2 separate regions of the Homo sapiens genome follow, and region 1 is linked to region 2. Evidence: read pairs that join two places in POLR2A ChIA-PET (ENCODE). Cell type or tissue: Panc1. All regions are shown on one strand. Links, peaks and the distances in the headings refer to the core of each region. The heading gives the core; the rest is flanking DNA.

Region 1 (2,934 bases), core at 145-2,644, 1.0 Mb before region 2:
CTATTTGGTAATTAGGTACAAGAAATTTGTAAACCATTAAGCATTTTAATAACTCCAGAAAATTTTCCCTAGCCAAAGAGGTAAATTTGGAAGAAAATTACACAATTCTGAAAAAAAAATTTTTTTTTTTTGGAGACGGAGTCTTGCACTTTCACCCAGGCTGGAATGCAGTGGCGCGATCTCAGCTCACTGCAAGCTCCGCCTCCTGGGTTCACGCCATTTTCCTGCCTCAGCCTCCCGAGTAGCTGGGACTACAGGCACCCGCCACCAAGTCTGGCTAATTTTTTGTCTTTTTAGTAGAGACGGGGTTTCACCATGTTAGCCAGGATGGTCTCGATCTCCTGACCTTGTGATCCGCCCACCTCGGCCTCCCAAAGTGCTAGGGTTACAAGGCGTGAGCCACGGCGCCTGGCCGAAAATCTTACACTGTTTAAGTAGTTCATATTGCAAGCCTAACTTTCTATGCTATTGTTGAGCTAAGGTATCTAATACTTTAAAAATATAATTACTCATAAATGTTTTAAATTTGCTTCCATGTCACATAAGTTATGTGCTTTATTACCATTTTTTAAAATTTAAATAAAAACTAAACTAGTGGTTTCCAAGTAGTTTTTTCAAGTTTGTGAATTTATATTCAGCTAGTTCTTTCAAGTAAAAGGACAGAATGTTTTATAGTTTAGTAAACCGAGCTATGATTAAACTATGTTTCTGAATCCTGCTTTCAGTTTGCTTAGATGACTCCCTGTAGTCATCCTTGCCACCTGTCCCAAACCCTGAACATTAGGGGGCTGGGACCATGGTTATAATAATTATTTACCTGGGAAAATGTAACTTCTGTAGAATGATTGCTGTTTCTAATAAGTAACTATATGGACAAATAGAAGGATTTTAGTTAGAAATTTGTATAGCTGGGAGGAATGCTTTCTAGACCAGTGAAGTTGTAAACATTTTTATTTCCTATTTTCAGCATTTTTAAAAATAAAAAACACGTTCAGTTTTTATCACATGCATATTTTGTTACCTTGTAAGATCTGGTTTACACTTAAAATTGCAAATATCAGGTGATACGTATTTTCTATTTTTGAAACCATAATAAACATATTCTTTTAAAAGTTTGGAAGCCAAAATATTTTTCTTAAATATATTATTTTCTTTTCAGCCTTATGTTTACACAACACCGCCCTTTGTCAGAGTGACACATGGAAGGATTTATTCGGAAGTGACTTGCTTTTTTGACCATGTTACTCATAGAGTCCGACTATACCACATACAGGGTAAGAAAATAGGAATGCAGTTATGAAACATATGTATTATGGTTTTTGAATTCTTGCTTTTCTTATGCCATTCTTAAATTAACAGTTGGTTTTTGTAGATGATGTTTTTCTAAACTTGACATTTTTAATATGATTTAAAATATGAAACTTACCCTTTGATAATAAAAAATGGTAAAACGTTTCAATCCCTACATATACATGTTCCTCTGTATATCTTCTCTTAATTGTTGCCATATTGGTCTTGAGCTCATTAACTGGTAACTTTATTTTTAACACCTGAAAACAATACAGTGTTTTGATTTTATGAAATGGAAATTATATTAAATACGACTTTCAGTTAATAGACCACACACATATATGGGGCCTGCTTCCTTAAATATAGCCTGTATCACTGGAATGTAACTTTAAGAGAAAAATGTTCTAAGCTGGTTCTATTTGTTTACAGCTCTTTACCCAGTAGAGTATAAAACCTAGCAATTGTTTATCATTTTTAGAACAGTATTGAGCAGCATCTTTATGAACCCAAGTGATAGGAAATAGGCTTTTGATCCTTTTGAGAACTTAACCCTGGGCAATGGAACTGATTCCATGGGGTCTGAGTGGAGCTGTGGTTTCCAAAGACTTGCACATTTAGGTTGGTTGATTTAGAATTCATTGTTTGTAGAATGGTGTGCTTTTCCAACTACAGATTTAATCCTAATAACCAGGGTATTTACCATATTATCAACACTCTTAGAAAAAGACCTCATAAAAATGCCATTTAAATTTATCTTTGCTGTTAGCTAAGTTGAACAAATTAGAAAAGAAAAAATACTATTTCCCTGAATCTTCATACAGGTAAAAAATAAAGGATTTCACAAACTAAAGATAAATGTATAGGTAGGCACGGTTTCCTTTTTAGGTATTGTGGGAAAGCAAAGGGATACTATGTTCAGGGAATCTCTTAAATCACAGAAGTTCAATTTTCTGATTTCATAGTTAAATTTAATTTTGCTTTTATTTAACTTTTTTATTAACTTCAAATTTCATTAGTATTTGCTTTTTGTTAGAATTTCAGGTATGGACAAACTTTCTCATGCAACTTCTTTAGGTAATAATATGATAGGTTTTTCAGAATAACCCATGATTCATAGGATGAATCAAGAAGTAAAAGTTCTCTGGCAGGTGGGAAAAATAATGCTAGACACTAATTTTGTGTCCTAAATGTGACTTCTGAAGTTATCTGTGATCACTTTGCTACCTACAGGAAAACCTGTAGTTCTGAAATAATCTTCTATTGAGTTTCTCAAAACTTCTGGTAAGTCAGAAACTGTTTTTGATCATCTGTTTGTACTCTTGTGTAAGCCATTATTTAATACCCCTGAGAGCTCTAAGTTACATCTTCAACTTTATAGCATTACCCCACAGAAGATATGCTGATCTATTTTTAAGTTTGCTTTAAACTATTGTTTTTTAGTGGAAAAGTTTTTCCTGGAGTACAACATGGCACACACTTTGGCACAAACTTGTGTCATCAGGTTTGATTTACCATTGTTTTTCATCAGTTATATTTAGAGATGGGCTATGTCTCAGAGGAAATGCTGTAGCAACTCTTCCTAAAATTCCAACTTCTCAATCAGGTATATTTGCATAATTGCTTTTGCTTTTATTTAATTATGTC
Region 2 (2,934 bases), core at 246-2,745:
GGAGCCTACATCTCTGTAGTCTCAGACATTCTAACTTATTTGCCCATAATAACATGAAAGTTCTATAAACAGTTATTTCTTTCCTTCTGCCTTAATCGACCTAATTTTAAACATTAAATACAGCTTCATCCTTCAAAAAAAATATAACATCTTTAAGCAATCCAATTTGCCATAAAAGAATATAAGTGACTGCCTCCAACTTTTCCCTAGTAAGACAAAGGCAAAATGAATGTTACAAAGTAAAGACTATAATGAGCAGCAATGTAATATAATTAGAGACCAATGATTTTTTACTGAACAAATAGAATATTTATTTTGAATTATTCTAGAGTCATCGAAGTTACTGAATCAATTCATTAAACTGCTCGATTTTCAATCCCAACTTTTCCATTACTAGCTGTGTGACCTTAGGCAAAAATTTAAGGCCTCACTGCCTCCAGCATTCTCATCTTTAAAATGAGGATAATAATAAAAACACTTAAATTGTAGGACTATTGTGATAACTGCATGAGTTAATAAAAATAAGCACTTAAAAGAATGTCTGGAAAATGGTGAGTGCACAATTAATATTAGCTGAATATTTTCACTACTATGTTATTAAATATTTAACCCACTAAGAGACAAAGACAGTTCTAAACGTTAAATATACTCATGAAGTCTTAGAGATTTGAGTATCTTTGTTGAGCTTAATGTTCAAGTGTTTAGAAAAAAAGTTGATGATTGTAATACAAGTGATCATAAATTCTGTGGTAGACCATGGGTACTATGTAGTCAACCACTGATCATTCATTCATTACAAGGATTACAATTTGGTCTGGAAAATACTACCTTTTTTTTAATTCCTCCAAAATGCCTCACCCTATTTGGTTATATGGCTGCCATTGTAGTTTGGAAAAAATGATAAAAAAGAATCGTACACAGATTGCAAATAAGAAAAGTGAGATTTAAGATAAGTTTGTTGGATTATTTGAGATGCTAAAAAGAAATTTCAATGTTATGTAAATAAGTTGAGGCTGTGAATTATACTGATCCTACTCTGAGTATTAATATTCATTCAGATTATCCTTATCTGGAAATTATTTTTAAAATTGGTGCTTTACTTAAAGATTTATAGACTATGAACTACTTGTGTTTAGGGACTGGGTAGTACTCATTTAATATGTATTAAGTAACCAATTTAAATGGTTGTCTAGACATAGAGAGATAATCTAACTGATATAGATTCAGAGAAGAACAAAATAGACATGGACTGGTGAGATTAGACAAAAATGAATAATGAGGCTACAGTTGTGCTCTAGAAGATGAGAAAGATTCAGATAGTTGCAGAGAGGTGGAGATAGAATTTGAGATCTGGAAACCAGAATGAGCAAAAGACCTATAGCTGAGTGAATAGAAGGAACAGAAAGGAGCCTCGGGAGAGTTTGGGATGAGATAGAGATGAGGTGATGAGCAGACACTGAGATTCTGGATCTAATGCCATAGGCAAGTCAGAGGTGCTGAAACAATGGAATAATATGAAATAAACCATTAACGATAATTCGTCTGGTAGATTGGGTAAGATGGAATTGAAGACAAGAAGTCCAAGAATGAGAGTCTCAACATAGACGTGATGTTTTAAAACTTATGGATAGGGTAGAAAGAGAAGGATAGAGAGTTTGGAGGAGAAAAGAGACAAATATGTTAACTAAATAAAGACTAGGAAGGAGAAGGAAGAAATAAAGCAATCACTGAGATTTGAGCCCTTTTGCTATTGACAGAACTGAGACAATTTGGAAATACGGCAAATTTGTTTGTTTAGGCAGCAAGGTTCCTCTAGAATTTGGTAAATTTTAGGTGATACATGCCTGTTGAAACATGAATGTGCTGGAGATAAATGATATATTTTTCTTATGCTTCTCAGCACCTAGTTTAATACTACAAGAATAAAGAGTATTTTGACAAAGTTTATTAAACTAATTTGAAGATTTTAATTTAAACTGTAGCATTCTGTTATGTGTATAATTTCTATCACAAAACAAGAATTTTATTTTGTATAATAATAAAGTAGCTTGTAAGATAATATATCACTAAAGAGTCATACATTTAATTCTATATTTTAAAGAATTAAAATATTTTAACGAAAGCCCATTGAACGTTTTCTACATTCTTAAAAGGAAATAATTTCCAGAGACATTACAATGTAACCCTATATTCAATGTTCAAAGATTCTACTCCAATCATTTTATTTTTGACCATGAAGGAGTAGCTGGTGCTGAGACTTAACCACCTTACATAAACAACTGTAAGAATCTACTAAATAATTTATGACACGTCTTAATTGTCTAGACAGAGAATTGTGGGAGACTTTTCCTCACATTTGGTGATAGTGTTTGGATGCTATCTTATTTTTATCTAAAACTTATCAGGACATGATCTTTAATCCTGTCTCATAACAAACTTCTGATGGGATAGAAATTGAACTGTGAAGAGGTTCCAATGATGTCACTGTCAGACAGTATATGGCATTAGAACGCTACTTAAAATTTCTTCTGTAAGAAAATTCCTTGGAGATGCATTCTATCATCTTGCCAATATGGTGATGTCATATATTACTAGTAGTCTAACCTTCTTATAAGACATGACTCCTTTGATTTTCTTAAAGGCACTTAGCATTGGTAGTGCCAAAGAATATTACTGCCATGCAAAAAACGCAATCTAGAATCCAAAACCTGTTACTACATGTGATGAAAACTCTCCAACAATTCCACGTTTAGACCATTAAGACATGTCGTAAATTGTTCAGTTAAACTGGCATAAAGCTCACAGTGGCACATGGGATAGCACGCTATATGAAGAAAAAACTGGCAAATATATTAAATGAATGGCATTAAGGAATTGATGAGTTACACTAATACATCTGGAATTAAAGGTTTAAATACAAGCTAATTAAACTAT

The links. ChIA-PET counts read pairs that join two places held together with the same protein. Peaks named below come from ENCODE experiments on the same cell type or tissue, not always from the same donor. Only the 100,000 strongest peaks of a DNase experiment are listed, where the experiment ranks them.
Region 1: POLR2A ChIA-PET joins it to region 2 with 14 read pairs; 2 of 35 experiments call an interaction of 5 or more read pairs at or near these places.

The regions. Positions count from the first base shown.
Region 1 is chr5:109,822,564-109,825,497 of GRCh38, forward strand. MAN2A1 (mannosidase alpha class 2A member 1) reads left to right here. Exons shown (of 22, transcript NM_002372.4): 16 at 1,160-1,274. Among named protein-coding and RNA genes, the nearest start is that of LINC01848, 59 kb to the right of the region's middle. In Panc1, for the core only: no CTCF peak of the experiment used is centred there; a DNase peak (open chromatin) is centred at 1,238.
Region 2 is chr5:110,867,546-110,870,479 of GRCh38, forward strand. No RefSeq gene overlaps it. Among named protein-coding and RNA genes, the nearest start is that of SLC25A46, 130 kb to the left of the region's middle. In Panc1, for the core only: no CTCF peak of the experiment used is centred there; no DNase peak of the experiment used is centred there.